2 separate regions of the Homo sapiens genome follow, and region 1 is linked to region 2. The links are chromatin contacts, found by Hi-C or POLR2A ChIA-PET in ENCODE. All regions are on one chromosome and are shown on one strand. The core of a region is the stretch at or near the end of the contact, and the rest is flanking DNA. Distances in the headings are between cores, read along the strand shown. Region 1 holds the start of ADORA2B (adenosine A2b receptor). Region 2 overlaps TRIM16 (tripartite motif containing 16).

Region 1 (2,700 bases), core at 36-2,535, 290 kb before region 2:
TGGTCGCTGGCTGACTCCATCCCCTGAATCCTAGATTTTCTCAGTGTGGGAGAAAGAGTGGACAAGTAAGTTCGCCACCATTTTCTGCACTTCTCAGCCCGCTCCCAACAGGGCAGCAGGAGATAAATAGTTACACAAGGGCAGTGAGGCTGTAAGGCCGTTTGCCAGACACGAGGAAGCATTGTAACTCCTTTTAAAAGTATATAATCTGAGTCCGTAGCGTTCCCCAAAGTTAACGGACACCTTCCCCTGGGATGGGCCGGGCCGCCTCTCCGCAGCAGACACGTTCTGAAGCTGGCTCATGCGTGTCCATTCTGACGGTGCGAATGCCCAGCGTCCAAAGTTGCCTTGCCCTTAGTGGGAACCTCCCGGGCCTCCGGGAGCCGCAGCACTCACGGGACTGCCGCTGCACCGCCGCTGCGGGCGAGTGTTAGGAACGGCCTTCGTGGCAGGAGTGGAGATGTGATCACCAAAACTCCCGCGCCCCGGGCTCCACCCGCCCACGGGGGTGACGCTTTCCCCGGGGGTGACGCTTTCCCCGGGGTTTCCACGGCGCCTCCCCGGGCGCCGGGGACCGCACTCCCCGGACCCCCTAGAGCTGTCCCTACGCAGATCTCCTTAGAGCGACGCGCATCTGGGATGTCTTGGGTGCCCGGGCGCACTGGTCTAGCGTTGCGGGGTGGCCAGGCTGGGAACCAGCCCTCCAAGCGCCCCGCGCGCCCCCAGCCTGGCCCGTCTGGGGCCCCCGAGGGAGGAACCCCGGCCTGGAGAAGACGACCCATTTCGGAGCTCCGACGGGGCCCCGAGTTCGGGCGACGCCGAGCGCCTCACCTGAGCGGGACACAGATGGCCAGGTATCTGTCGACTGCCACGGCCAGAAGGCTGAAGATGGAGCTCTGCGTGAGCACCAGCACGAAGCAGGCGAGGAAGAGGCAGCCGTAGAAGTCAGTGCAGAAGCCCAGGCTGATGGTGATGGCAAAGGGGATGGCGAAGAGCCCCACGGCCACGTCGGCCGCAGCCAGGGACACCAGGAAGTAGTTGGTGGGCGTCTGCAGAGTGTTCGCCGTGCCCACCGCGGCGCACACCAGCACGTTGCCCGCCACCGAAAGCGCGGCGATGACCAGCTCCAGCGCCACGTACAGCGCGTCCTGTGTCTCCAGCAGCATGGCCGGGCCAGCTGGGCCCCGGGCGCCCCCTACCGAAGGCGCGCCGGGCGAGGGGCAGCCGCGTGAGACCCGCCGGGCATGGCCATAGCGCCCGGACCGCGCCTCCGCCTGCCGCTTCTGAGCCTCGGGGCTGGGGCGCTGGTGGCCGGGACCCACGGGTCGGGGCCCCCCGCGGCCAAGAGGCGGCACCCATTGGCCCGCGCGCCCGCCCGTCTCGGGCTGGGCGGAGCACCACCCACTCGCCCGAGCCCAAAGTTCGCGCCCGCGCGGGGCCCCTCCGGTCCAGGCGCCGTGCCGCGTCTTGGTGGCGGCGGATAACTAACAAATTGCCCCAACTTCCCGTCACGCTCGAGCTCGGAGGCTGTGTCCCAGTGCTCGCACTGCCTTCCAGTCCGGGCGACTCCTGGGATGGGGCCGGGCTCTGCCCGGGGCGCCAGCAGGTCCCAGGAGCCGCCGCGAGAGGACCCCCCAGGGCCGCGCAACCCCGGGCGGGGCGAGCTCACTCCAGGCTAACCCTGCGCACCCCGGGCAGGCCGACTGGATGGGGGGCTGCCGGGCAGGCAGGGAGCCGAGGCCGCAGTCCCCGCTCGTGCAGCAGTCTCGGGCAGCGCAGCACCACCGGAGCTGTCTCCAGGCTGCGGGGCCGGACTGCAAGGAGCCCTCGGGGGCTGCAGCCCCCTCCGGCCGCCTCCCAGCGAGGCTCAGCGCTGTTCTCCACCCTCGCCCGCGCCACTGCCCCTACGGCCCCGCTCTGCCTTCTACCTTAAGACAAGCTCGTGGCCGTCCCATCCTCGTCCACCGCCCGAAAATACCAGTGTTCCCCGGGCCCTCTTTTTTCTTTCCTTCACACTCACCCTGGATCGGCACAGGCTCCCGAGGCCTCCCACGTGGCCCTCACACCCTTAACTCCCAAATCTCTTGCTTCAGCCCTAACAGCCTCCTGAGGGCCAGATCCTAACACCCCACTGCCGACTCTCGCCAGGAGAGAGACTGGTGCCCCCAAATCCAACAAGACCAAAACCAAGCTCATCTCTAATTCTCCCCAAACCTGTGCTGCCGCCTTTTCCTGGGACCCTGTTCGTTATTGACCTGGCAACCCTCACCCACCCTAGGAAGTTTGCTGACACCCTGAGCCTTCGCCTTTCTCCACGTCCCAATGATCAGCAGTGCTGCTGGTTCTGCTTCCAGAGACTTGCTTCCTTTTACCCCCAAAGTCCTGCCCCGAGTCCCTCCTCACCACCTGCTTCTACCATCCCTCCCTCTCTGCCTGTGGGTCCTCAGCTTCTGCAGCCCTCACCAACACCATTGTTCTAGAGCACTCCTGGCCACGCTATTTCACCACCCGAAAGCCTTTGCTGACAGTCACCAAAGAGGATGGGTAAGGAGATTTTCCAGCAACAGGAAAAGATGCTTGTAAAATCATGTAAAGCAAAAATCAAAACATGGGGTGACTGCTAAAGGGTAAAGGATTTTGTAAAGGATTTTTTAGGGTGATAAAAATTTTCTCAATGTGGTGATGGTTGTACGGTTCTGT
Region 2 (2,700 bases), core at 161-2,660:
TGCCAGGCTCTTTTTTAACAATCAGATCTTGTGGCAGCTAATATTGATAGAACGAGAACTCACTCATCACTGTGGGGATGGCACCGAGCCGTTCATGAGGGATCCACCCCTATGACCCAAACACCTCCCACCAGGCCCCACCTCCAGTATTGGGGATCAAATCTCAGCATGAGGTTTGTGGGAACAAGTGTCTCAACTATAACACCATGTCTAGGAATGTTTCGTTAAGTGGGCAAAAGGGCTGTTAACCTGAAGGGAGCATTCTGTGGAAGGAGACAAGTCTTCCCTGACCCTCCTGATCTCCACTGAGTACCCACGTGATGTTCATCTCCACGAGTGTGACGGACATTACTGGAATGTTCAGGAAGATGATATGGAAAAGTCAGCATCAGAAGTATGCATCCTGGCTGGGCACAGTGGCTCATGCCTGTAATCCCAGCACATTGGGAAGCCCAGGCAGGCAGATCACCTGAGGTCAAGGGTTCGAGACCAGCCTGGCCAACATGGTGAAACACTGTCTCTACTAATAATACAAAAATGAGCCAGGCGTGGTGGTGGGTGCCTGTAATCCCAGCTACTCAGGAGGCTGAGGCAGAAGAATCACAAACCCAGGAGGCGGAGGTTGCAGTGAGCCAAGATCCCACACTGCACTCCAGCCTGGGCGACAGAGTGAGACTGTGTCTCAAAAAAAAAAAAAAAAAAAAAAAAAAGGTGGGCACCGTGGCTCACCTGTAATCCTAGCACTTTGGGAGGCCGAGGCGGGTGGATCACGAGATCAGGGGTTCAAGACCAGCCTGGCCAAGATGGTGAAACCCCGTCTCTACTAAAAATACAAAAAAAAAAAAAAGAAATTAGCCGGGCACGGTGGCAGGTGCCTGTAATCCCAGCTACTCGGGAGGCTGAGGCAGGAGAATCACTTGAACTCGGAGGGCGGAGGTTGCAGTGAGCCGAGATCACACCACTGCACTCCAGCCTGGGTGACAGAGTGAGACTCTGTCTCAAAAAAAAAAAAAAAGAAAAGAAAAGAAACATGCATCCTATTCCTAGCTGCCTCATGTCCAGTTCTATGAGATGGGAGTAGATGAATGGCTGTCCTGGTGTTGAAGTCCTTACATTTTACTTCTCTTTAAAAATGAAAACAAAAAAAAATGTCGCTTGTCAGACCACACAAAGCCACACAGGCTTATAACAGAGCTCAGGAATCTTCTGTCCTTTCCAGAGCAGGCACAGAGACACGTGGTCTTCAGCAGAGCCTATGGGGTTCAGATGATTCACATAAGAATAGAAGTTTCAGGGCTGGACCTGGGGAGGCAGCCTGAGCCTGAGCCGGCTGTCCTGAGCCTGAGTACTCTAGCTGCCTTGTCGTCATCGCATCTGGCTGCCATCCAGCGCCAGCACACAGTAATGAGTGGCCGAGCTTCCTCTGGGAGGGAGGAAACAGTTAAAATCTTGCAGCAGCTGCAATCATCTAGGCGTGGTTCTCTTGTCTGACTTGGGCTGCACAGATCCTGGGCCAAGGGACAGAAGAAAGACAGCCTAGGAGCAGAGCCTCCCAGATGGCTGAGTTGGATCTAATGGCTCCAGGGCCACTGCCCAGGGCCACTGCTCAGCCCCCAGCCCCTCTCAGCCCAGACTCTGGGTCACCCAGCCCAGATTCTGGGTCAGCCAGCCCAGTGGAAGAAGAGGACGTGGGCTCCTCGGAGAAGCTTGGCAGGGAGACGGAGGAACAGGACAGCGACTCTGCAGAGCAGGGGGATCCTGCTGGTGAGGGGAAAGAGGTCCTGTGTGACTTCTGCCTTGATGACACCAGAAGAGTGAAGGCAGTGAAGTCCTGTCTAACCTGCATGGTGAATTACTGTGAAGAGCACTTGCAGCCGCATCAGGTGAACATCAAACTGCAAAGCCACCTGCTGACCGAGCCAGTGAAGGACCACAACTGGCGATACTGCCCTGCCCACCACAGCCCACTGTCTGCCTTCTGCTGCCCTGATCAGCAGTGCATCTGCCAGGACTGTTGCCAGGAGCACAGTGGCCACACCATAGTCTCCCTGGATGCAGCCCGCAGGGACAAGGAGGTGAGTGCTTGGGGACCATTCATCCATTTGGGAGAGGGCGGTGGGGGATGGTGTGCCCAGCTGGCTGCAGCTGCTAGGTCCACTGACGCCACTACTATGCTCTGAGCATACCTGAAAAAGACTAGCTTCAGCGTCTGCCTGCTGGGTCAGTGTAAATATACATTGCACTTGGTTTTGGAAACTGTGTGGAGTAGGTTGCTCCGTCCCCATCTCTGTCCCACTGTCTCTGTGCGATCTCTGTCTGTGTCTGTCTCTCCTCCTTCTTGCTAGTTTCCTGCTGTGCCTTATACAGCTTTTGGTGATGTGTGTTTGGGTGGAGGGTGCAGAAGTTGTGGGGGCTTAGGGCGGTGATATGTCCCTGTGGCTGGATCTGCATGGCACATCCATTGTCAATTAATGAAATAAAACCTTGGCAGAAATTCAAGAGAAAAGAACAACTCTTTCTCCCAGTTTCTCTTTTTCTCAAACAAGAGACCAGTAGAATGGGCCCCTCTGGAGATAACAGGAAATCTAAGAGCTTGAAAAGTGCTAAGATAGCAGAGAATTTGAAACTTAGGTCCAGGTATAATGTCACAGGTGGCTTAGGGATAATAAAAGTTCCTCACCAGATGGAGGTATCAGGAGA

What was found. Hi-C counts contacts between places; a loop is a spot of excess contacts on that map. ChIA-PET counts read pairs that join two places held with the same protein, here RNA polymerase II (POLR2A). Pooled maps may share reads with other maps.
Region 1: a loop to region 2 is called in a pooled map, with 2.7 times the contacts of the local background. The contact joins the promoter of ADORA2B here to the enhancer-like site in region 2. A Hi-C loop is called at or near these places in 1 of 168 maps with a recorded cell type or tissue (PC-9) and 2 of 50 pooled maps. POLR2A ChIA-PET finds 5 or more read pairs at or near these places in 7 of 52 experiments (A549, HEK293, MCF 10A and 4 more).

The regions. Positions count from the first base shown.
Region 1 is chr17:15,943,715-15,946,414 of GRCh38, reverse strand. ADORA2B (adenosine A2b receptor) reads right to left here and starts at 1,285. Exons shown (of 2, transcript NM_000676.4): 1 at 832-1,285. The coding sequence starts at 1,166. RefSeq lists an enhancer at 468-1,282 and a silencer at 1,110-1,729.
Region 2 is chr17:15,650,466-15,653,165 of GRCh38, reverse strand. It overlaps TRIM16 (tripartite motif containing 16), which reads left to right. Exons shown (of 12, transcript NM_001348119.1): 7 at 1,220-2,075. The coding sequence starts at 1,557. Among named protein-coding and RNA genes, the nearest start is that of FBXW10B, 32 kb to the right of the region's middle. RefSeq lists an enhancer at 1,308-2,257. Within about 2 kb of position 1,410, at least 31 of the 41 ENCODE cell types and tissues checked have a DNase peak (open chromatin) inside an H3K27ac peak, as active enhancers do; they include PC-9 and Panc1, where a contact is called at or near this core.